Linked DNA regions of Homo sapiens: region 2 is linked to region 1. Evidence: chromatin loops called from intact Hi-C (ENCODE). Cell type or tissue: ovary. All regions are shown on one strand. Links, peaks and the distances in the headings refer to the core of each region. The heading gives the core; the rest is flanking DNA. Region 1 overlaps TSPAN9 (tetraspanin 9). Region 2 overlaps TSPAN9 (tetraspanin 9).

Evidence for each region. Peaks named below come from ENCODE experiments on the same cell type or tissue, not always from the same donor. Only the 100,000 strongest peaks of a DNase experiment are listed, where the experiment ranks them.
Region 2: a loop joins it to region 1, with 2.4 times the contacts of the local background. A loop is called at or near these places in 83 of 110 quality-filtered maps.

What each region holds. Positions count from the first base shown.
Region 1 is chr12:3,129,470-3,140,971 of GRCh38, forward strand. All of the region lies in intron 2 of TSPAN9 (tetraspanin 9), which reads left to right. Among named protein-coding and RNA genes, the nearest start is that of TSPAN9-IT1, 15 kb to the right of the region's middle. RefSeq lists enhancers at 3,634-3,928, 6,188-6,689, 6,690-7,189, 7,251-8,101. In ovary, for the core only: a CTCF peak has its summit at 6,170 (motif pointing right); a DNase peak (open chromatin) is centred at 7,952; H3K27ac peaks cover 544 bases.
Region 2 is chr12:3,195,194-3,206,695 of GRCh38, forward strand. It overlaps TSPAN9 (tetraspanin 9), which reads left to right. Exons shown (of 9, transcript NM_006675.5): 3 at 5,984-6,063. The coding sequence starts at 6,001. Among named protein-coding and RNA genes, the nearest start is that of TSPAN9-IT1, 51 kb to the left of the region's middle. RefSeq lists enhancers at 2,439-2,977, 2,978-3,515. In ovary, for the core only: CTCF peaks have their summits at 4,599 and 7,979 (motif pointing left); DNase peaks (open chromatin) are centred at 4,692 and 7,968; H3K4me3 peaks cover 1,924 bases; H3K27ac peaks cover 601 bases.

The DNA of each region.
Region 1 (11,502 bases), core at 2,271-10,270:
GTGGTAAAGGATGTTGGTTAGGAGTGTGGGTTGTGAGGTCAGACCACATGGGTTTGCATCCTAATTCCACCACACACAAGCTCGTCATCACATGTATCCCTTAACTCTTTGGCACTCAATTTGTCCACTTATGAAATGGTGATGTTGGTGGTAACTACCTTGTAGGGCTGTTAAGAACATTAAATGAGATAATCCATGTATAGGACTTGGCCTAGTGTCTGATACATTGTAAGCCCTTGAATGTTAGCTTAAGCAAAAATTAAGAGCTCAGCTTCCTTTCAGCATTTGCCTTTTTCATCTTCATAATTCCCTTGCTGGGCAGCTCAAGGGTAGGATGAACGGTTCCTGCCGTGTGGAGTGGCGTCCCTGGGGCCAGCTGTCCCTCGGGGAAGCAGTGACGGGAGCCTGGCAGAGGTAGAACCCTGTTTATTGTTCATCCCTGACCAACCCCTCCATGCCCTCTGTGCATTCAGATATCAGGTGTACTTGGAGGTGCCCAGGCCCCTGGGTCTTCTTTGATCCCTCCCTGCATCCTCTTTCTTGCGTGGATCACCGATGTGTGGGACAAACTTGGCAACTTGGGAAGGTCTCTGGGCGGCTGTACCGCCTCTTTGGCCCTCTCCAGGATAGTGCTGTTGGGGTGGCCAGAGGGTCGCTTCCCTTCTACTTCCGCTTCCCCCGGTGGCCAGCCCTGCCCCACCAGCCTGGGAAACCTGATTCCTCCTGCCCTCAGTGCCAGCGCACTGGCAGGATCTGGCTGGGCATTTGGCAGCCGCTTGAAGCAGCCTGCGGTTTCGCCCTAAAGCTGATCGAGCTGGTGAAAACGGAAGTTCCCCATTTTTCCCCCTCTATTTAACAACATTTCCCCAAATGTTTACTTGATCCTCTCATGTTTTCTTGTTCGCGTCAGCTACTAGCTTTCCGCTTGCTGGCCACAGCAAGGCAGGGAGAGGTTTGCTGCTGCTTGGGGCTGATTTTCTGCTCTGGAAAGGCATCTCCAGGTGTGACGGACAGCAGAGGGTGGGAGCTGGGCAGATGGTGTCTGGAGGCAACACCCCAAAGTCAGGTGACTGCATCCAGGTGATAGGGCTTCTCGGGACTGGCCTGGGGCAGGGTGGCAGAGTGGGCCCTTCCTAACTGCGTGACCTCGGGCAAGCTCCTGAACCTCTTTCGGCTTCTGCTGCCTCACCAGTGAGATGGGGATAATAATAGTACCGGCCCACAGAGATGTGCAGAGTCAGTGAGATAACCTACACAAAACGCTTAGCAGAGTGTCTGGCACACACGGCCGTGCTCTAAAAATGTGAGTTACTTCTATTTTTACCGGCAAACTTTATTTTTGCTGTTTTCCAGCCTTCTGTTTCTTTGCACATTTTCTTTTTTTGTGGCGACCTTGATTCCTTTAGGATCCCAGTGCTCTTGGATCACTCCCTTCTTGCTTCTAGCAAAGCCCACTCTCGGGAAGGGGTCTTACGTTGTAGCCGCATCGGATTTCAAGGGCAGAACCTTCAAGGTCGTTGGGGCCAGTGCCCGTGTGGTATTTGTTTTTGCTGAGCGGCTCTTTGCTGTGCTGCATCTCCTCGCCTCCTTTGACGGGGTACACACGCTCTACCTGCTGAGACAGTCTCCTCCATCTTTGTCATTTTCTCCACTTTTGGGGAAAAAAAAAAAGAAACCGGATGTTTATGGAGCCCTTTACGTGCCAGGAGCTGCTGGGCACAGTCATCTCATTTCATTGTCCCAGCCGGCCTTCGAGGTTGGTGGTGTTAATTGCAGTTTTTACCCAGGCACCGCGTGGTTGAGTAAATAGCCAGAGGTCACATGCAAGCAAGCGACAGTGGGACTTGGTTGAGCCTGGACATGCCGAAGCTGCGGCCCACGTTCTCTGCGCTGATGGTGGCGTACAGCAGCAGCCAGTTGCACAGGTGCTCCCATTAGGATCTCAGCCCCTGCACTTACTGGATGCCTGTGGGCCAGTTACCTACCTTCTCCAGCCTCATTTTCTTCACCCGAAACTGGGGGCAGTCCCATCTACCTCCTAGGGCTGTTGTGGGTATGAAGTGAGAAAATCCTCTAATGCTGATGAAAGCTTCTGGCCTGACCGTGGCAGGTGTGCAGGGAATGCTGGCTGTGATGTGTGCTGTGATGCTGGAGCTTGGCTTCCGGGAGGTTCCATACTCTGGGAACTTGCAGGACAGGTCCTGTCCTTGGACCCTCGTCGGATAGGCCCTCAGGTGTTTGTTACCAGGTATTGTGTCCTTCCCAAAGTCCTCGCAATTTTTTAAAAACATTTTTTTTCTTGTGGTAAAATACATACAAAATATATCATTATAACCATTTTAAAGTGTGTAATTCGATGGCATTTACTACGTTCACCGTGTTTGTAAAACCATCACCACTACTTGCTTCCATGGCTTCTTCATCACCCTGACTATGAATCCTGCACCCCTTACCTGTGACCCCCCAGGCCTCTCACCACTGGCAACCACTGATCTGCTTTCTATCTGTGGATTTGCCTCTCCTGGACATTTCGTGTAAATAGAATCATACAGTATGTGGCCTTCTGTGTCTGGCTTCCTGCACTTAGCGTATTTTCAAGGCTCACGCATGCTGTAGTGTGCATCAGTACTTCATTCTTTGTAAGGCTGAATACTACTCCATTATACCTATGTGCAATATTTTGTTTTTCTGTTCTTCTGTTGATGGACATTTGGGTTGTTTCCACCTTTGGGCTGTTGTAAATAGAGCTGCTATGAACATTCATGCACAAGCTTTTGTTTGGACACCTGTTTGCAATTCTTTTGAGCATATACCTAGGAGAAGAATTGCTGGATCATATGGTAATTCTATGTTTTAACATTTTGAGGAACAGCCAAACTGTTTTCCACAGCGGCTGTACCACTTTACATCCCTGCCGGCAACGCATGAGGGTTCCAATTTCTCCACATCCTTGCCAACACTTGTTATTTTCCTTTTTAAAAAAATTATGGCCATCCTAGATGTGAAGTGGTATCTTACTGTGCTTTGATTTGCATTCCCTGATGGACCATGACATGGAGCATTCTCCTTCAGTTCCCGCATTCCTGTTTTCTCCTGACCCGGTTTGAGTCTCTCCCACTGTTCTGTTCATGCTTCTCAACATGTGGCCCCATTTGTCTAGATCCTGTTTAAAACACCAGGCCCCAGGGCAGGCCTCCAGCTAGGTTGGGCGAAGCCTGGCGTGGACGACTCCCACTTCCCTGGTTCCAGATATTTGACTTTTTCCTATTCAGTCTCCTCTGAAAGGCGCCACCCCTCCCCAGCCCATGAAGCTTCCCAGGCTCAGGTTCTCCCATCCCTAGTGGACCGGTGGCTCTCAGCCTCATCGTCCCCACCGCCCGCCTGTCAGGTAGGTCAGGGTGAGGACAGGCGCCACCCTGAGGCCGCCACAGAGCTCCTCCCCGTCACCTTTGGGGCCATTAGGAAGCGGTCAGGTCCTGCCTCCTCCAGATTGTCTCGAGAGGCGTTGTAAGAGCCTCACTCCCCAACACCAGCAAGCTTGCTCCCTTGGAGTATGACTTGAAGGCACCATTTTATGTCTTTTGGGTGGGTTTACGGTTTCAGGCCTATTTCTAACTGGAATCAAAGACTGTCCCTCGGTGAAGGAATTTCAGGCACGAATGAGCAGATGCGTGAGGTATTTTGGGGGCAGAGAGTTTGTCCCTGTGCTCCAGAAACCACTCCACCATCTGCCTCCGTGCACAGGCCCCACCCATCCCGGAAAAAGAGGGGTCCTCTCCTCCCACTTCAGGGCTCTGTCCCGGGAGGCCTGGTCTGTCTCACCAGGCACTTCCTACAAGTACACAGTTTGGTCATCTGCCAGCAGTCTGTCTGTCTAAAGTGTTTATTTACTTTAAAATAAGACTCAATTATTATATAATTTTTTTTTGCTGTAAAAAATAAAATAACATAAAAGTATCAGTAAAATGTGAGGCCCCATTCCTATGCCCCTCTCCCAGCCCCAGGGACCCTCCCAGGGGAAATCACAGGAGAGCCTTGGTATGTATTCAGAATCCTTCCAGGCCTTTCATTCCAATGCAGTCATCTTCCCCCCACCCTCATCTAAGGGCAGCTCCAAAACAGACAACACCAGCAGGCTGAGTGTACCAAAGAAAACAAGGTCAGTGCCCTAAAATGATGCTGCTTGAAGTTGGATGAGCAGGTGGTTTTTTTCTCCCCAGGTGGCTCTGCTCAACTCTGGTGTGCAAACTTGAATAAGGGGTGACTGGGGAAGGAAACCAGAGTGCAGAGGGTGGAGGTTTCCAAAGAAACAGGTCCTGTGAAAATGGATGGATGACGGGGAGGAGAGGAAATTGGCATTAGCATCACCTCTTGATCACCCACCATGGCACGGGGTAATGGCCAGACAGCCACCCAGGCGCAGTTTCTAGCTTGACACTGGCTTTGCATCTTTTGGTGAAGGTAAGTTATTGAACCCCCCTGGGTCTCAGTTTCTTTGATTATAAACAGGGTCAGCGCTTAGGGCTGTTGTGAGGGACTGATTCTTGGAACAGCCCCTTAGAAGGTGTGTAATGTAAGGGTTGCCGTCCCGATCTTGCAGGGTGTCAGGCTCCAGGCTGGTGCTTTGCTTCCTGTGTCAGCTCAGCATGGATGCTTGGCCTTCCTCGTCAGCCTTTCCCGCCGTGGACTGTGGCTAAAGCAGAGCTCAGTAGGTCGCATTGCTAAAAACAGGCACCCCACTCCCAGGATTTGGGTGTTTAGTGTGTTTTTACTGTGTGAATGAATGGGTGATGGGTTGAGACTTTCTCCTCTCCGAAGATGAGAGTATTGTGGGAACAGTTACACAATTAAAGGTCACTGGCACTTTAGCAGGAATTAGTGTCATAGAGATTTTGACCTGAAAGGGACCCGAGATGATCATTCATTGTATAAATGGGGAACTTTGAAGGTTCAAGGAGGGAAGAAACTTGCCAGTCATGTCATACAGCCAGTTAGGGGATGGTCAAGGCTGGAGCCCAGCTCCCCTCATTCTGTCTGTCCTGCCTCATATCTGCAAGGGTCTGCTTGCCTCCGCTCGGGGCTGCTGCTTTGGGGTGGAAGGTCGCTTGGGTCAGAGGGCCTTGGGTCACAGGCAGATGGGCCCTCTGGAGGGATGGAGGGAAGTTTGGGGACAGTGGCATGGCCGATGGCTGTTTGGGGCGCCCAACTTCTGAGACAGAAGGCGGGAAGCATTTGGGGCCCTGGGATCCAGTTTGGTCAGGCCTGGAGAGCCAGCTGCTCTGCTGGTGAATGTGACTGTGAGCTGAGAGCAGGGGCTAGCTCTGCTGGGGAAGGTGGACGTATAGTCAGGCGATCACAGTCCAGGGTGGATGAGGGTGATGGCGTGCAGCGTGGAAGAGGCAGTGACGTTTGTACAGGCACATCATCCATGTATAGAAGGGAGGAAGAAGAACAATGTGGGGAAAAGCATGGCAAACGCAGGGGCTGGCTAGCTGTGGAGGACATGGGGGAGTAGGGGAGAGACCACTCGGAGGTGCCTGCAGTCAGGGCTGGCATCTTGTTTGCCTGTTCCTTCTCAGTGCCTAGGCACTGCATTGCTTTAGAGTTGGGGCAACACTATTAATTGATTGATTGACAGGGTTTTGCTCTGTCACCCAAGCTAGAGTGCAGTGTCACGATCGGAGCTCACTGCAGCCTCGAACCTCCTGTGCTCAAGCAATCCTCCCACCTTGGCCTCCTGAGTAGCTGGTACCACTGATGCACTCCACCACACCTGGCTAAATTTTAAATTTGATTTGTAAAGATGGGGTCTCACTGTGTTGCTCAGGCTGGTCTGGAACTCCTGGCATCAAGTGATCCTCCTGTCTTGGCCTCCCAAAGTGCTGGGATTACAGGAGCGAGCCACTGTGCCCGGCCACCACGTTTTTATTTGTTACAGGGGTGTATGAGGCACACTCCTTCCTTAATCCCTGGGAGGATAGGCAGCAGGCTTTTGGTGTTCTGTGGGTTTTTGACACGTTTTCTCCTTCTTACACCCTCTGCTTCCTGCTAGGTTCTGCCTCAGCCAGCTCATCATTCAGCCCTGGTCCAGGCCTGCAGGGTTGAGGGGCTGTGGCCCTGAGGCTTGCTTGGTGGCCTTCTGGCTTGTTGCTGTTCTTACTGATGTTGACCACTAGATGGCAGCAGGAAACCTATCAATTTCTCCCCCAGGTCCATCGTATTCAAGTCAAGCCCTTTGGTCTGGGTGGATCAGCCATCGCCCCTTGATGGCATGGGGACTCAAATTCCACATCTCACTGATTCCAGGATGGGTCTGAGGAAAGGCTGGGATGAAGCCGAGGCAGCCCTCTCAGACGTACCCTGTGTCCAACTCTCCTGTGACATTCTTGAGAAGCGGCTGTCTCAGCTCAGGTAGTCCCAGGGTTGGGAGATACCCTTTTAGTAGAGTTCCCACCATTGGGAAAATCTTTGCCACGTGTGCTGGCTGGGTTTTCAGTGTCTTAAAGGGTCCAGAAGCCGAGACCCAGTGTCCCCGAGGAAAGTCCTGTTGCTCCCCGAGGAGTCCCCAGCTTGGTAGCCTGTGCAGTTACTGAGGGCACTGTGGTGGTGGGACACAGTGCTCCTGGCCTGGGAGGGACAACAGCGTAAGAGCAAGGGCATGCTGCACATCAGCAGTGACGTGCAGTGACAGCAAACATGTAGGAAGCACTTCGTGAGCCAGGGATGCCCTGACTCCTTTGCTTACATTTATTGGTTTCCTCCTCTTTGAGGGGCAGCCCTGAATCCCTCCTAATCAGGTGCAGCTGAGCGGGGCCTTGAATGCAGGCAGGCTGGCTCCAGAGTCCCGGGATAAGTCACGCACCACTCATCGTGGGCATTCTTAAGCCTTTGCGTGGGGCTCGACAGTTTGTGTTACAGTTCACGTGGCTCTTCCTCAAATGCCTTGTCTCATTGATCTCCCCCACAGCCCCTGTGTCAGGTACTGGGGGATCCTCTTTTTTGCAGATGAGGAAATTGAGGCTCAGAGAAGTGAAGGATGCCTCCAGCATTGCAAAGACAGGACACCAAACCCTGTCATTAGATTCTGAGTCGGGGTGGCTCTCCTTTTGTCGTGAAGCGGGTTTGCATGAGTAGGGTTGGAAGGAGGGAGAGGAGCCCTCAGATGCCTGAGGTCAGGGCAACTGTCAGAAAATCTATTCTGTTCCCAAACCCTCTGTAAGAGGAACACATGTTCAGGTGCCCGTGGGAAGCTGAAGCTCCTGCCCAGCCAGTAAGTAAACAGGAGCTGGAGGGAGAGAGTGTGCGAGAATGAGGAGGTGGTGACCGCAGCCATCCGCTCCCGCCATAGTGTACCCCTCAGCTGGAGGCAGGGGTGGGGGGCACATTGGCTGGGGACCCCTCTAAGGCAGGGCTGGAGAAACAGCCCCCACTGTGCACTGTGGAGCCGCCAGGTGGTCCCAGCTGCCAGAACCCCTGCCCCGTCCAGTCCTGCTGTGAAGGCTTCGGGTGTGGAAGGGCATTGTGTGCTTGTGGTGGGATCTGAATCCCAGTTGGCCTGTGGAGCTACCACTGCTACTCTGGGATCAACTGAGGCAGGGGACTGCGGCCGGGACCCTCTTTCCAATTGGACCTTCTCAGGGGCAGGACCTTCCAAACTAAGGGGCAGCAGTGGATGGCTCCTGGGCTCCTTGTCGTCTCCTCTCTGGGATGGGTGTTCTTGAGGCCTTGGGCTTCCGCCCCCATCCCACCCTCTCTGGGGTGTGGACACAGGGCCCACTTGGGCATGTCAGCTTCCCTGGAGCTCCCGCAGCTGGGCCCTGCCCACGTTTCCCCGGGCCACGCTCTCCTGGCTGCCCCAGGCCTCACCACTCTCTCACTGGAACACATAAGTGCCTGCCCCTGGAGCCCAGGCCACTGTCCTGACTCCTCGCCCTTCCCAGAGCCCCGCCTCCTGCTGCCTGCCTCCCATGTGGCTTCACATCCTGCGGGTTTTTCCAGCTGACACAGCCCTTGTAGATACATACTCTGCTCTGGGCACCCCACATCCATGCCAGGCCCAGATTTGGGCCCCAAGGGAGTGCTACCCCCTGGGTTGCAGTTCAAAGGCTTCTGCTTTCCAGCCAGATGGAGGAGGGCTCTATCCCAGGCTCCAACATCCTGCTTGGCTCATCTCCCCCACCCCCTGCTCCAGCTGCGTCCTCCCTGTTGTGCTCCTGGCAGTAGGTTTGCTGAGAGGGAAGGGGGATTCCTTTCCTCTTGGCCTCTCCTCTCTCTGTTACATCAGCCTACAGCCCAGTACCCCTGGGCTCTGCCAAGGGAGGGCTTTTTCTTTTTTTCTAGGGGAAATAATTCCACCTCTTGTCACACGGATTTCTGCATGCAGCTCTTCAGGGGCTTGACTTCCTTCCCTCGTCCTATCCCAGGCCCCTTGAAGCTCAAGAGAGGGGCAGCTTTGTTTCCTTAAACAGGGGCTGCTGCTGGCTTTGAGCCTCCGAGGAAGGTCGTGTGAGGAGTCGGGTGTCTGGGTCCCGCTGTCCCCCTCACTGGCTGTGTGACCCCAGGACCATCCTTGCCTTCTCTGGGCCTCAGCACTCCCTTCAGGAGCCTAGGACTGCATTTGTCGTCCATGGGTGGTGAGGGGGCAGTGCCCAGCGGTGCCCGTTCTGGAATGGAGGGCTCTGCCCGTGGGTTTGGTAGTGTGATTTTTCCACCCCTGGGCTGGCCCCTCTGCCTGGGGCGGGTGTAGCTGGCACACCTGTTAGGAATGAGGCATCTCCTTAGTGCCAGGGAGACGAGAGCCCTGGGGCTGGCTGGGAAGTGCAGGGCCCAGCTGAGAAGGAGAGCGAGCTCAGTCTCCTCACTGCGGGTCATTCACCACCTCCCGGAGTCGGTTAGAGGAGGGGGCTAGTCCAGGGTGAATTGGTGGGATGGGAAGAGGCCCCAGTGCCCAGCTCTGCCCAGTCCTGTCTCCTCGCTGGGCTCTCTCCTCCCGTTTCTTTTTTTCTTTTTTTTGAGACAGGGCCTCGTGCTGTCACCCAGGCAGGAGTGCAGTGGGGTAGTCATGTGCAGCCTTCACCTCCTGGGCTCAAGTGATCCTCCCTCCTCAGACTCCCAAGTATTTGGTGTCTGGGACTATAGGCACGTGCCACCATATCCGCCATACAAAAAAAAAAAAAGGACTTTTTTTTCCTTTTTTTGTATTTTTGTAGAGATGGGGTTTCGTCATGTTGGCCAGGCTTGTCCCAAAGTCGTGGGCTCAAGTGATTCGCCCACCTTAGCCTCCCAAAGTGAGCCATCGCATCCGGGCTACCCTGTTTCTTCTTTGTTTTGCCCCATCTACCTCCTTCCCTTTGCTTGGCTTTCTTTCCCTGCACTTATCTGACTGCTGGCCGAAGGTTCCAAGCCCTGTGGGCAGGGTGGGTCCTGGACCCTGTTCTCCGCCCCTCAGCCCGTGCTCTGTTCTTCTCCAGGCAGGCGGAAAGCTGTACCCTGCTTCCCAGCTCAGAGCCCAGGGCTACAGGCTGTGGACGCCCTGAGGAGGGTTTCTCTGGGCCTGCTCCCCCACCCTCCCTACACGCTGTGCCCCAGCCCCTCCCCAGAACCCACATCTGGCCCAAGTGCTCAGTTTTCTGGGCTGTAAATTGCCTCCCGCTGCCCCTTGGCATCCTCTCAGGTTTCAGCTTCATGGCTGTTTTGCTTTTGGTGGGGGGCGGTGTCCAGGGAAGGCTCAACTTGTTTCCTCTCTTCCTCTGTCTGAGACCATGGAGAGAAATCCTTGGCAGGGTTGTTCTCGATCCTTCCGTCCAAGTGTTGGTGAGCTGTGGTTTTCAGCAGGTGGCTGAGTAGGAACCAGTTCTAATTAGATTTCCCCCTTTTCTGTTCACACCTCCCCCTCCCCCTCCTCCCCTCACCCTGCCAGTGGCCAGCCTTCCCCAAGTGTCCCCTGCCGTGCAGTGGAGGGGCTTGCAGTCGGCCAGCCTGGGGATGGTGGGATTCGCTTCAGGCTGCGCTGCCCTCTGCTCCTTCTTGACCTGGCCCTTGGCCTAATGCTCAGCCTCAAGGGTCCCCTCAACTCCCTGCATCCCCTCAGATAACTTTTCCTTTTTTTCTTTTTTTTGAGACAGGGTCTTGCTCTGTCACCCAGGCTGGGGTGCAGTGGTGTGACTCCCAGGCTCAAGTCGTTCTCCCACCTCAGCCTCCCGAGTAGCTGGGACCACAGGTGTGAGCCACTATGCCCAGCTCATTTTTTTGTATTTTTGGTAGAGATAGGGTTTCACCATGCTGCCCAGGCTGGTCTCAAACTCCTGAGCTCAGGTGATCCACCTCCCTCGGCCTCCCCTAGTGTTAGGATTACAGGCAGGAGCCACCGTGCCTGGCCTCAGATAGCTTTTATGTTCCTTCACAGCAGGTGACTCTCTAGCCCCTGCAGCTGACCGTCAGGGGCTCAGGCCGTTGCACCCACGTGGCCTCCCCAGGAGCATGGCAACCATCAGCTCCAGCTGGTCCCTGGGCAGATCCACTCTCCCCGCTGCAGAATTTGCTTTGCACTATCGCCTTAGCTCATCCACACACCTGGGGAAGCCTGCTTGCTTAGGCCTAGGAAGGGTATCTCAGGGCAGCCACCAGGACAGTCGGGTGCAAGTAATCATCAGATTACTACCCAGAGTGTGGCCCGTGGACCTGGGCTATCTGTAAGGAATTAAGTCCTGGAGTGGAAAGCGTGCATTTAGTAATGCTGTAGCGGTTGACCTGGCCCTGACATTTTATGTTGTTTAGTGTTTCCCAGGGGTAGCTCCAGGGGAGTCTCGGAATTTGGTGGTTGGTACCAAGGAAACTTGTAGGGATTTTTAGTCGACACTGAAGGACTTCTCTCATCGAACAAGATACGGGCCAGTTTGGGTGTTGTTGAAATCTGGAGGAGAGTCATGTGTGGTGCGAAACAGGTCACAGTAGGATCATGCACTGGCCCGGGATGGACGGGAAATAGAAAGCCTGGCACTGGCCACGGATCAGCTGAGAAGTGCTGCCCTCTGCATCCCAGGCCTGCAGAGGAGTCCCTGCAGGGAAGTTCAGAGGGTTTCTTAGGAGCAGCTGAAGGGATTTTTAGATTTGGTATGGGGTGGTGAGGAGGCGTTTGGGGTTCGATGATGAATGCCCAAGGAAAGTTCAGGATTTCTTGGGGGAATTGGAATGAGGAAGATTTGTAGTTTGGTGTGGGAAGTCAAAGGGTAGTTTGGAGTTTGAGGTAGGAGGACTCAGGGATGTTTGGGGTGTGGGGGCCCACAGGGAAGGCTCAGGGAGGGCACAGAATGCTGTGAGGTTCCTGGGAAAGCCCAGGGGAAGAGTGGGTTCAGGAGTGTGGACCAGGGGAGGTTTGGAGGTGACAGTGGGAGGCTGAGGAGAGATTTGGGGTTTTACTTGCCAGGTGGAAGGGCGTTTGGATGTGTCTAGATTAAGGACCAAGGGTGTTTTGGGTTATTGGAGAAGGCTGAAGGGAAGGCT
Region 2 (11,502 bases), core at 1,518-9,517, 65 kb after region 1:
CTGTGGGCTGGCCCATTGGTTCTGATTGTGTGTGGGTGAGGGAGAGACCAAAGACTGAGCCCTGTCTCATGCTGCCAGCCTGAGGAATTCACAGAGAGGCAGAGAGAGCTTGGCATTTACTCCAAAGCCCACATCTCCCCAGTTGCCAACCAGCAGAGATGTGGCATGTTGATTTCATTTATTCACTTTTCTTCTTCCCCTCTGAGAATGCTGTAGTTACTTCACTTTTTTTGTTAAAAAAAAAATAAAAGAAAAGTGAAGTCAGGCTGCCTTGTTCACATGCTCAGAGAGCCCCCTGAAGGGCAGCCTGCACCTGCCAGCTTGCCTGGGTGGCAAGCTGAGAATGATCGGGAGCTGCCAGAGGGATGATGTCTCACAGCACCATTTCTATCTGATTGTTCCATCTGTACCCCCAATCTAAGGAACTGAGGCAGCCACAGCCACTGGTCTTTTCATCTCTTGCCTCTCCTCCACCCCGATGCCAGTGCCAGGCCCAGCTTCCTAGGGCACCGGTTAATCATGGGCCCCACTGCTTGGGACCCTGCAGGATGCAGCCCAGGCTTTTCATATGCCATGCAAGGCTTCACAGGGTAGCTCACTTTGACCTCTAAGCACCTTCTCTTGCTTCAGTCAGGCCTGTCCCCTCCCTGCCTCCCGAAGGTACCACACTCACGCCTTTCTAGGGTGGCCACCCACTTCAGAGAGCCCTTCTGCAAGGGACAGCTCGGTGCCCATCCTGCCACGGTCTGTGCTCTGTGCATCAGTCTGCTTTGGGCTTCTCTAGCTGCAGTCGTGAGTGGGGGTAGAAGGTGGGTCGCTTCAGCTAGATCTGAGCTCCTTGAGGCCCACGCCTTGTCTTACTCAGCTCAGCTTTGTGTCTTCCGTGGGTCCTTGTTCCGCGTCCTCTTATCTTGAACAAACCAGCACCAATGGATGGTGTGCTCATGGTGAGAGAGGGAGGAGGAGGGACGTGTTCCTAGAGCTGCCTTCCTGAGGCTGCTCTACCACCTTCCCCCTAAGATAGGACTAGATTACGCTGCGTCTCCCCACACCAGCTTCCTTCTTCCAGCCTGTGTCAGGTAACTCAAGGCCATCTGGGTGATGACTCGCCTTTCTTATTAGCAGTCCAGGAGCACTGCCCCTTCCTCAGGGTCCTTTCATCTAATGACATCACATCAGGACATGATATTTCAGGTTCCCCGTTGTGCTTTAAGAGTCTGTTAGCCTGGAAGATTCTTAAGGGCAGAAACTTGTAGAGTCTAAGAGAGTGTGGTGCATGGGCTGTGAAATCAGTTTTCTTTTCTGTAAAATGGGGATAATAGGGTGTACCTATCTTGTAGGGTTGTTATGAAGATTGAGTGAGTTACTTTGTGGGAAGCTGGGTCCCTGGGGTAAATAAAGACTTATACGTTAAAGTTGCTTTTATGATTCTGATGACTAAGCTGAGTGCCCTGATGGGACTTCACTACAGCTTTGCTCAGGGACTGACAGGTGTGACTTCAGTGCCCTTTGACAAGTGTGACCAGAGGAGGCAGAACTGTTGCATTGCAGCCTCCACTTCCTCTCCTACCTGCCTGTTGTTTCCCCTACCTGCTGGGGACCATCCCAACCCCAAGGCCCTCAGACTTCTGAGGAAATGGTTAGTGGCACAAATTCATTTATAATCAGAAATGAAGATGGAAAGATCCAGGGACAATGAGGCAACTATTCTGCCTGGACAAAGTGTGAGCTGGGCAGAAGAGATGAAAAAGGGTTAGGAAGTGGAGGGGGCCACCCTGCGAGGGCCCTCCGTGACACCAGGCCCCCATCTGAGACTGGTAGGATCAGCCCCTCCAATTTGTTCAGTCTCATGTCCTCAGACTCTCCTCACATCCACCAACTGACTTTATGCTTGTAACACCTCTAGGGGGTAGGCTCTTTTAATCCCCATGTTAAAGAAGAGGAAACGGGAGCTCAGAAAAGCAAACTGCCTTGCCCTTGATCACACAGCTAAAAAGAGCTCAAAGTGAAAAACAGGTCTCTTGACTCTTGGTCCAGCTGGTAAATGATCTATCCCTGCATCAAAGAAGTAATGTTGTGAGAATGAAGCGGCAGCCGTGGGCCCCTCAGGAGCGGCCAGGTGAGGCTGCAGAGGACAAAAGGCATTAGCCATGCCAGTCAGGCAGCCCTGATGCTACATCAGGAGGCGACTAGACATCTGCCCCTTCATCTCCAGACAGCATCGGTGGGACTGCTATGCCGAACCCAGAGAGAGTAGCTGCTGGTGGCTGTAATACACACTAGGTTTTATTCTTGGGCTCCCCATCTGAGTTGGGAAGGGGCTCAGGATGGTAAAACCACTGCAGTTTCCTTTAAAGTAGGGGAGCTGCACTCAGAATGGGAGAGCTCCACTCAGAATGGGAGAGCTCTCACCTCTAGGAGGCGGGCCTGCCAGGGAGCCAGTGAGGCTGCAGGTTCACCAGCACAAGTCACCACCAGCACAGGTCACCACCAGCACAGGTCACACCAGCACAGGTCACCACCAGCACAGGTCACCACCAGCACAGGCCACCACCAGCACAGGTCACCAGCACAGGCCACCACCAGCACAGGTCACCATCAGCACAGGCCACCACCAGCACAGGTCACCACCAGCACAGGCCACCACCAGCACAGGTCACCAGCACAGGCCACCACCAGCACAGGTCACCACCAGCACAGGTCACACCAGCACAGGTCACCACCAGCACAGGTCACCACCAGCACAGGCCACCACCAGCACAGGTCACCAGCACAGGCCACCACCAGCACAGGTCACCATCAGCACAGGCCACCACCAGCACAGGTCACCACCAGCACAGGCCACCACCAGCACAGGTCACCAGCACAGGCCACCACCAGCACAGGTCACCACCAGCACAGCTCACCACCAGCACAGGCCACCACCAGCACAGGCCACCACCAGCACAGGTCACCACCAGCACAGGCCACCACCAGCACAGCTCACCACCAGCACAGGCCACCACCAGCACAGGTCACCACCAGCACAGGTCACCACCAGCACAGGTCACCACCAGCACAGCTCACCACCAGCACAGGCCACCACCAGCACAGCTCACCACCAGCACAGGCCACCACCAGCACCATCAGCACAGGCCACCACCAGCACAGCTCACCGTACCAGCACAGGCCACCACCAGCACAGGCCACCACCAGCACAGGTCACCACCAGCACAGGTCACACCAGCACAGCTCACCACCAGCACAGGTCACACCAGCACAGGCCACCACCAGCACAGGCCACCACCAGCACAGGTCACCAGCACAGGCCACCACCAGCACAGGTCACACCAGCACAGGCCACCACCAGCACAGGCCACCACCAGCACAGGTCACCACCAGCACAGGCCACCACCAGCACAGGTCACACCAGCACAGGTCACCACCAGCACAGGCCACCACCAGCACAGCTCACCACCAGCACAGCTCACCACCAGCACAGGCCACCACCAGCACAGGTCACCACCAGCACAGGCCACCACCAGCACAGCTCACCACCAGCACAGGCCACCACCAGCACAGCTCACCACCAGCACAGGCCACCACCAGCACAGGCCACCACCAGCACAGGTCACACCAGCACAGCTCACCACCAGCACAGGTCACACCAGCACAGGTCACCACCAGCACAGGCCACCACCAGCACAGGTCACCATCAGCACAGGTCACTACCACAGCTCTGTGATGAGGGTCTGGAAGTCCCTCTGGCTGGAATTCATGTCCCCCTCCCACCATGGCCATGCCTGTTGTGGTAGCTCTGTGTCTGCCCATTTGTGCTGCCTTGGTGATTAATGCCCTCCTGTCTTCCTAACTGGATTGTGGCTCCCTGAAGGGCAGGGAGCCCCACTTCTCATATCTGTTTCTTCGAGGGCCTGGCCCAGGGTTTAGCACACAGTTCTAGGTGTGACATGAATACCTGCTGGGATCCAGGGAGGACTTTTCACACCCACCGCCCCAGGTAGGACATGAATTCTTCCATCCAGCCATCCCTATTGAGCACCTCCCAGAGGCCAAGCCCTGTGGTAGGGGATGGGGTTACAGAACCTGGTAAAATGTGGCTCTTGCCCTCGGGTGCTCTCAGTACTCTCTTCCTGAGCGACTGGAAGGGTAGCAGAAAAGAGAGGTGGGCTCCCCACCCGCAAGTCTTCTAATCCTCATCATTTGCAAAGTGTGGTGTCCCGGTCGGCAATGCAGACTTCTGCACTAGCCCAAGGGAGGCTGCCCAGTTGCAGTGCTTTACGGTAGGATGTTCCCAAGCCCCGAGCAAAAGCTCGTTTCTCTGACCTCACGGGAGAGCACCCAGACAGTGGCCAAGGGCACCCCTACATCACTCTTGGCACAGGCGGGGTGAGGAAAGGCAAGGTAGGACCCCGCTTCGTCCACCTGTCCCTGTCAGCCTGCCTGGGGTTCCAGCCGCCGCAGCGTCCCAACCGAGAACGCGGGGCAAGGGTTCGCGCAGCTGCAGGAGCCTGGCGGAGCGCCTTGTGTGCGCGCCCGTGCGTGCGCGCCGAGGGGGCGGGGAGGGCGGCGCGCACCCCGCAGAGGCCCCCGGCGCTTTCCGATACCTCGCGCCTCCCTGCGGTCCCTTCTCCCTGTGCGCCCTAGCCAGACCCACGTGTGCAAAGGCATGGAGGGGGGCGTGTGTGTGAGAGTGTGTGTAGGTCTATCCGGGAGACCGCGTGCCCTGGCCGGACAGGCCCCCAAGTGCATAGGGGGCGGCGGCCAGCTCGACAGCGGCCGCGCTTCTGTCCCCCTCCAGTCCTTCTCCCCAGACCTTTCCTCTGGCTTGCTTGGGCCGTGGGTACCTCCAGCCATCCCCCTCCTTTCGCCGCCCCCTTGCTCGGGTAAAAGAGACCAGCGCTTTCCGTTGAAGGTTCTGGTTCACCCCTCAGCTGCAGAGCCCTTGACATTTAGCGAGTGCTCGCGGCGCACTTGTTTAGGCACACAGCAGAACGCTAATCCCATTAAAGATAGTGTGTCATTGGGGAGGGGGTGGCTCCCCAGCGGGGCCGGGAAGGCCTCGCGCCCATTGGTCGAATGCAAAGCAGGGGGCGGGGCCGAGGGCCCGGGGAGGGGGCTCCAGGCGATTTCAGAGTCGCGAGTCGGGGCCGGGATTTCGCAGGGAAAGCCCAGCGGTTGCAGCTGCGGCGGATCCCTCGGCACTGTCCGCCGCGCGCCGGGGCAGCCCAGGGCCGGCGGCAGCTCCGCAAAGTCGCGGAACGAGAGGAGGCGGAGCGCCGGCCAAGTGGTGGGGCTCAGCGCTGGGGCTGGGCTGGGCTGGGAGAGGTGTGCCCAGGGAGCCTGGATCCCGGTGCCCTTCTCCCTCGTGTGGAGCGGCCAGTGCGGCCAGAGGCGAGCTGACGGCCTGGAAAGAGAAATCAAATTGCAGCCTCCCCAAAGACGCTGAGTTACGCGGGCGAGCCGGTTCCCGGGGATCGTTCGCGAGCGCGCAGAGAGCCGCGCCGCGCCGCAGAGCCCTCCCGGGGCCGCCGGCCAGAAGCGGGGCGCCGTCCGACAGGCAGCAGCCCCTGGGCGCGGGGTTCGGCCGCGAGTGAGCCCCTGTGCAGAGAGGGGGCGTGCAAGGCTCCGCCGGCCCCCCCGCAGCCCGCGCCCGACTTGGGCGCCCCCTCCGTCCCATTCTGGGAGCGATGCCCCCCGCTCCTCGCACCCCCCGGGAACGCCGCGAGCATGGAGAAGTCGAGTAGCGAGGATTCTTCGATCCATCGGAGTCCATCTTTGGACAGCAAGGACTCGGACTTTGCCAAGCCGTCCACCTCCGGCCGCCCGTTCGGCCGCGGCTTCACGGCCGGCGCCTTCTACGGCACCGCGGGCTCCCGGGGCCAGAGCCGCGCCGAGGCCGGCGTTAAGACCGACAAGTGCAATGCACCCAAAGGCAGCAAGTACGTGGTGTTTTACCTGGACCTGTCCTTTGTGTTCCTCCTAGAATTTAAGAAGTGCAACATGGCCAGGGGCTGCCTCTGCTGCTTGAAGTACATGATGTTCCTCTTCAATTTGATATTCTGGGTAAGTCCTTCCGTTTCTCTCTCCCTTCGCCCTCTTCTCCTCCTCTTGGCTTACCATAGCGTGAATACCCTCTCCCTCTTCTGTGCTGCATTGCTCTGCTCTCTGCACAGTGGTAAGTGTGCTTTTAAAAAAAAATTGCCCCCGCCCCCCTTTCATGCACCTTTGTCTTTCCTTTCTCCCTCTCTTTGGTGGCTGAATGGGGGCTCCAGCTTGCCTGTCTTCAGGAGAGACTTGCTCTACTCCTAGGAGGCTGGCAAAGTTTGGCACCACCTCCTTCCCCTATAAGAAAACCCAGGCTGGAAGTGCCTCCGACTGGGCAGCCTGCAGTAATGGCTGTGGGCTCAGAATTTGTAACAGCTGTGAGCCTGAGTTGGAGATAGGCACAAGTGAGGATGTATTTCTGAGTTTCTTCTTGTATTCCTCCTGAATGCACAAGAATACAATCTGCAGCATTTTATGGGAGTGGGTTGGAGGGGGGCGGGGTGTAGAGGCCACATGTTCCCACTCCTTTCGGTGAATCCTAGGAAAAAGAGGAGGAGCCCCTGGCTCAAGCCGATGGACCTGCTTGCTAGTCCTCAGATATGCTCCCGAGTTGGGGCCTGGGTGGGAAAGGAGGGGTGTGGGGGCATGCTGCCATCGGGTGGCTGGCTGCTGCTTTTGAGGGATTGCAGTGGACCGGGCAGGGAGCTGGCTGGCCACGTGCTTCCAGGTTCTGGGAGCCCCAGTGGCCGGAAGGGACAAAGGGAGACAAGCAGGGTGCCCCTGTCCTTGGTGAGAGGCACTTTTGTAGAGAAGGTATGAATGGGTAGGGCAGCTGGGAATTGCTCTCTGTCCTCTGTGTGACTCTGGAGGCTGTGCGCACATATGTGCACGTGCATAAGAAATACTGGTTAGGAACATTTGAAAACTTCTTAAATTCATCTCGAATCGTTCCTTCATCCCAATTGCCGTCTCTGCCTTTCTTCACCCAAGCCCCGACGTAGCACAGATGTTTGGCTCAGTCCCAGAGTCTGTCCTGCCCTCTGGAGGCTGTCAGCTGCCCACTGCCCGTGGTCCAGGAGGAGCACTGGGGGCAGGAGAAAGTCATTCAGAGTGAAGTTGGGAAGAAGCAGTTGTGCCGAAGAGGCATTCAGCTTTTGTGTGGAGTGATCCACATTAGCCGAAACACTTTTTAGGGTGGGGGTGTGTGTGGAGGGGTGACTTTTCCCATAGAATGACAAGCGCAGGAAGAAGACTGGGCTCTAGTCTTGGTTCTGCATTAGCTTCTTGTGTGACCTTGGGCAAATCACTTGGTCCCTGAAGGACTGGGCTTCCTTTCCAGTCCAATAGGGGCTGTCGTGATGGTCTCCCTGCTTGTCCTCACGTCACTAGTTACATGCCATCTGGGGTGGGGGCAGGCATCCTCATCTTCTCTCTTGGGGAGAGAAGCCCCCCTCCCTGCCTGGGGTGTGGGCTGCTTTTCCAAGGAGACTGGTTTGAAGTGACTTGAGTTGGATTCCCCTAGTTGTCACCATGGGTTGGGCCCTCCAGCCACCCTAGTAGGAAGTTACCTGTCATGTGCCTAGAGTTTTATGGAAGCTGGGGCAGATAGTCTCATTCTTTTTCTGGTGGCAAGCACCACTGGAATGTCTCTGGCTGCCTTGTGGGCCAGTGCCTCCTGGTCCTGTGACCCATCTGCCAGCATCTGTCAGCCAAGTACTGGTGTGTGCTTCCCTGGTGCCTTTGGATTCACACGAATGCTGTCCTTTTCATTGTTCACAGCTTCCTTCTCCATTCTTTTTTGTAGTCTCAACTTACCTTTTTGTTTTGTCCCACCCTGCCTATATTAAGCCTTATTAGGAAGACAGACCCTGGGGCTTGTAACCCCACTCAGCTGCGCTCACTCCTCCCCACCCCCACCCTGCCACCTGCTGGCCGGAGTTGGTATAACTGCCTGCGGTGCCTTTCTTCTCCAGGATGAGCCCAACGTGGTTTGGTGACCTCCTCACTGGCTAGTACAGTGATCTGTACCCTGCACGTTGTAGGCCCTCATTATATGTTTGTGAATGAATGCATGGAGGGCCAGAGCTGTAAATCCACAACATGTTGTCATGTGGTAGTGGTTCCTGAGTTCCACTTGATGGGGAAGAGAAGTTAGATCTCACACTTGCCTCTGATAAAGGCTCTCCGAGCGCCATAGCTATGGGATGACAAGCAATTCTTCCCATCTTCCCTTAAAACCTTGGCAGAGGTTAATGAGCTAGTTGGTGGAATATATTTTCGTTACGGTTGATAGCGAGAGAACTTGCTGTCGCTTCCTAATTAGAAGGTACTGATTACATTCTCTTTACCAGGCAAGGAGTTGTTCTCTCCTGGATTCTGACTTTTCTGATTACTTAATATTTCCAGAATTCCCATGACATGCTGTAAGCAGGGAAAAATTGAATCTCCAAGACCCACTTCTTGTATGCTAGTAGCAAATGAGATGATTAAATAAGACATAGACCTTAGGTAAGATGGGGAATTTAGCAGAAGACAAGTTCATGCTTGTGTGTAAGAGTGTTTGCCACTGTGTTTATCGGGAGGTGGAGGAGCAGGTGCAGGAGGGTGTTGGCCAGGATGTGGGGGCTGTGGGTCACTGTGCTCCACTCAAATGAAGGCTTCCTGCAGGCTGGTGCTTGGCCTGATACTGGGGAAGGAGCAGAGGAAAGAGCAGAATGGGAAGGGAAAACATCAAAGGCAGGTGGGGTGTTGATGAGTCAGGGTCCCTGGGAGGCCTCTGTTGCTGTCTTGTGCAGGGGGGCAGGGGGAGCATGCAGGCTGGGTCAAGCCCAGCCCTCTGGGACCGGGTGCAATTGTTAGGAATTTTGTAGCCTTAACTTGTTGTAGTCTTGTGGCTCAGATCCAAAAAGGAGGCTTTTCTGAAGGATTAGAGTTGAACCTGAGGGCTGCGATCAATAGATAGAACTCTTCCCATAGATCCCGGAGCCTACCAGGTATTTCTCCAAACTCACCGCTGCCGCCACACCACCCCGCCCCGTGCCTCTGAGCGCTTGGGAGGATTCCCATGTGGAAGAGAGGTGCAGCTGTCGTACACTGCAACCCTTCAGAGGCGTGCATAGGTTCCTCACCACTGGGCGGAGCTTCTAGGGTACTAGTATTGGTGAGGGCTGGGTGACATCACTGGGGGTAGGTTGGCAGGTGGAGCCACACAGCCCATGGTCCTCCTCCTTACTAAGAAAAGGGCAGGTGCCTCACAGGCTGCTGGGTGCCTGCCTGCCTGTGGGGGTCCAGGTCTGCTCCTGACACTGCGACTTCAACCAGACAGTTCTAGCCATGTTGGCAGCCCAGTGCACTGTGGGAATCTGGGGCCTCCAGGAGGGCAGCAAGGTGAGGGTAGAGGAGAGGGAGTCAGTGGTCACTCCTGACTGAGTCCCATCTCCTCTTTGTCTTCTGCATCCCCTGCCCCGACTCTCAGGGCTAAAGACAATGCTGGCTTCTAGGTGGATAGGGAATAGGAGATTTGAATTGGGACAAAAGTTTCCCCATACTGAGGATCCTGTTCTCCAGTAAGCACACTCACCCTAAGGGATTTCTCCTAGCAGTGAAAACCATCTGGGCATTTTCCTCAGTCAGCCCCATCTCTGGGTCCTCCTGGGGCCATCTGGTAGAATACTGGTAGTAGAGATTAAATGATTCTAAGCCCCTCCCAGGGGGCAAAGGAGACTCGGAGCTTCAAACTGTGAGTAGAGAAGAGCGTATAGGGGTGGGCTGGAAAAGGGACCTCTGAATGCTGGGGTCATGTGTACCCTTCCTGGGGCAGCAAGTCCTGATCCCGCCCAGCTCTTCCCAGCCCAAATCAAGTTCCTGTCTGATGTGGAGGGGTGGGGGCGGGGCTGGGGCTGCTGGCGTAATTGCTACTTAGGATAATGGTCATTTTTCATGCTTGCCAGCAGAGCTGTCCCATCACTTTAAATTATGGCTGGCAGAGCAGTGACATTCTGGCCCATTGGAAAGCCTATTCCTTGTGGATCGCTCCCTTAATGAAGGCTAATTAGCTGAGGAGGCCGTGTTCAGCCAGCCTGCTGGAACAGGGAAAAGGTTGGCGCAGGGTGGCCCCGGGCAGAGTGCTGATGGGGCCCTGATTAAACTCCCTTAAGTGAGGTCAGGGCCCTCGCAGACGCTGGCTGCCTTTGGGTGCAGGCAGCATGGTCGGGCTCTCCAGCTGCATTGGTGGCACGTGCTTAGTACTGGCTCGGCCATGTCACGAGTGCCTCTGTGGGCTCGGGCTGAGGTCTGTGCATGGTCAGTGTTGGGTGGCCTAGAGTGTCATAAGGAGTCTATGGGGTGCCTTCTGTCTGAAAACAGGAGTAGTGAGTGGGCTCAAGGGTCCCAGCAGGGAGCTTGGGTTCAGACCTGGCCTCACCTGGCATCTCCAGGCAGAGGAGACACAGGGTAACCTGGGCAGCAAGAGGCACTTAGGCCCCCCCCCCCCAGAGTGCTCAGGTGTGAGGGGTTCAGGCTGTCTTCCTAGGGGGCTGCAACAAGTAGATCTTAAGGGTGGGTCAGGCTGGCCTCTGCTGGGGGAAGGGGGACAGGTGCGGGGCCTGGCAGATACCCCAAGACTCCTGGAATGTGGCCGTGAGGGAATGCCAGGTCTGTGTTCACTTCCTCTCCACAGCATTAAAAATTAAACTTCCTTGTCTTAATGTCTATTTTTAAATCTTGTCAGAGCAAGCATTGGTGTCAATCAGGAGGGGGTGGGGAGGAGGCGGGTAGAGAAGAGAAAGTCCCAGTTGAAAAAGGGTAAGCAGCTCGCTCTAGCCTGAGGAAGGGGCCGCTGGGCCCTCCACCCTGGCCTGTGAAGAGCACAGAAAACACCCTCCGGCCTGCTCCTATCTCCATGTGCCTGGCTGCCCTTGGCTGAACTTGGTGGCAGACTCTGTGGCCAGAGGCCTCCTGTGGCTTATCAGGGTGCTGGGGTCCCAGTTGGGTCCATTCACTCATGCCACAGCTATTTACTGAATGCCCACTCTGTGCACAGGATCCTCCAGTTGGTGAGAATGGGCTGACTGGGCTCGCAGAGGGCGGATCAGTTTTCTCGTGCCAGGAAGTCGTGGAATCGGGAGGTCATCTGGCTCGTCCTGCGCTGAGCATTTGAACACAGGGCTGTCAAGGGAGAGGTGAGAGCATTCTAGGGTGAGGCAGCAGCAGGCCTGCACCCAGAGCCCTGGTGGCCTGACTTGTCCTTTCCTCCCCTCTACACCCACACAGCCACTTTCTGACTCTCCTGCTCTGAAATGTTTATTCCTGTCAGTAAGAGAGGCAAGAAAAACAGCCTTCCTTTTGTTTTGTTTTGTTTTTTTTTTTCCTTAGTTTGAAAAAAAGAATCAGCGAATCCTGTGGCCTTTCTGTTTCTTCCACTGAAAAGGCTGGCAGATGCTCTGTGGCTAGTTGAGC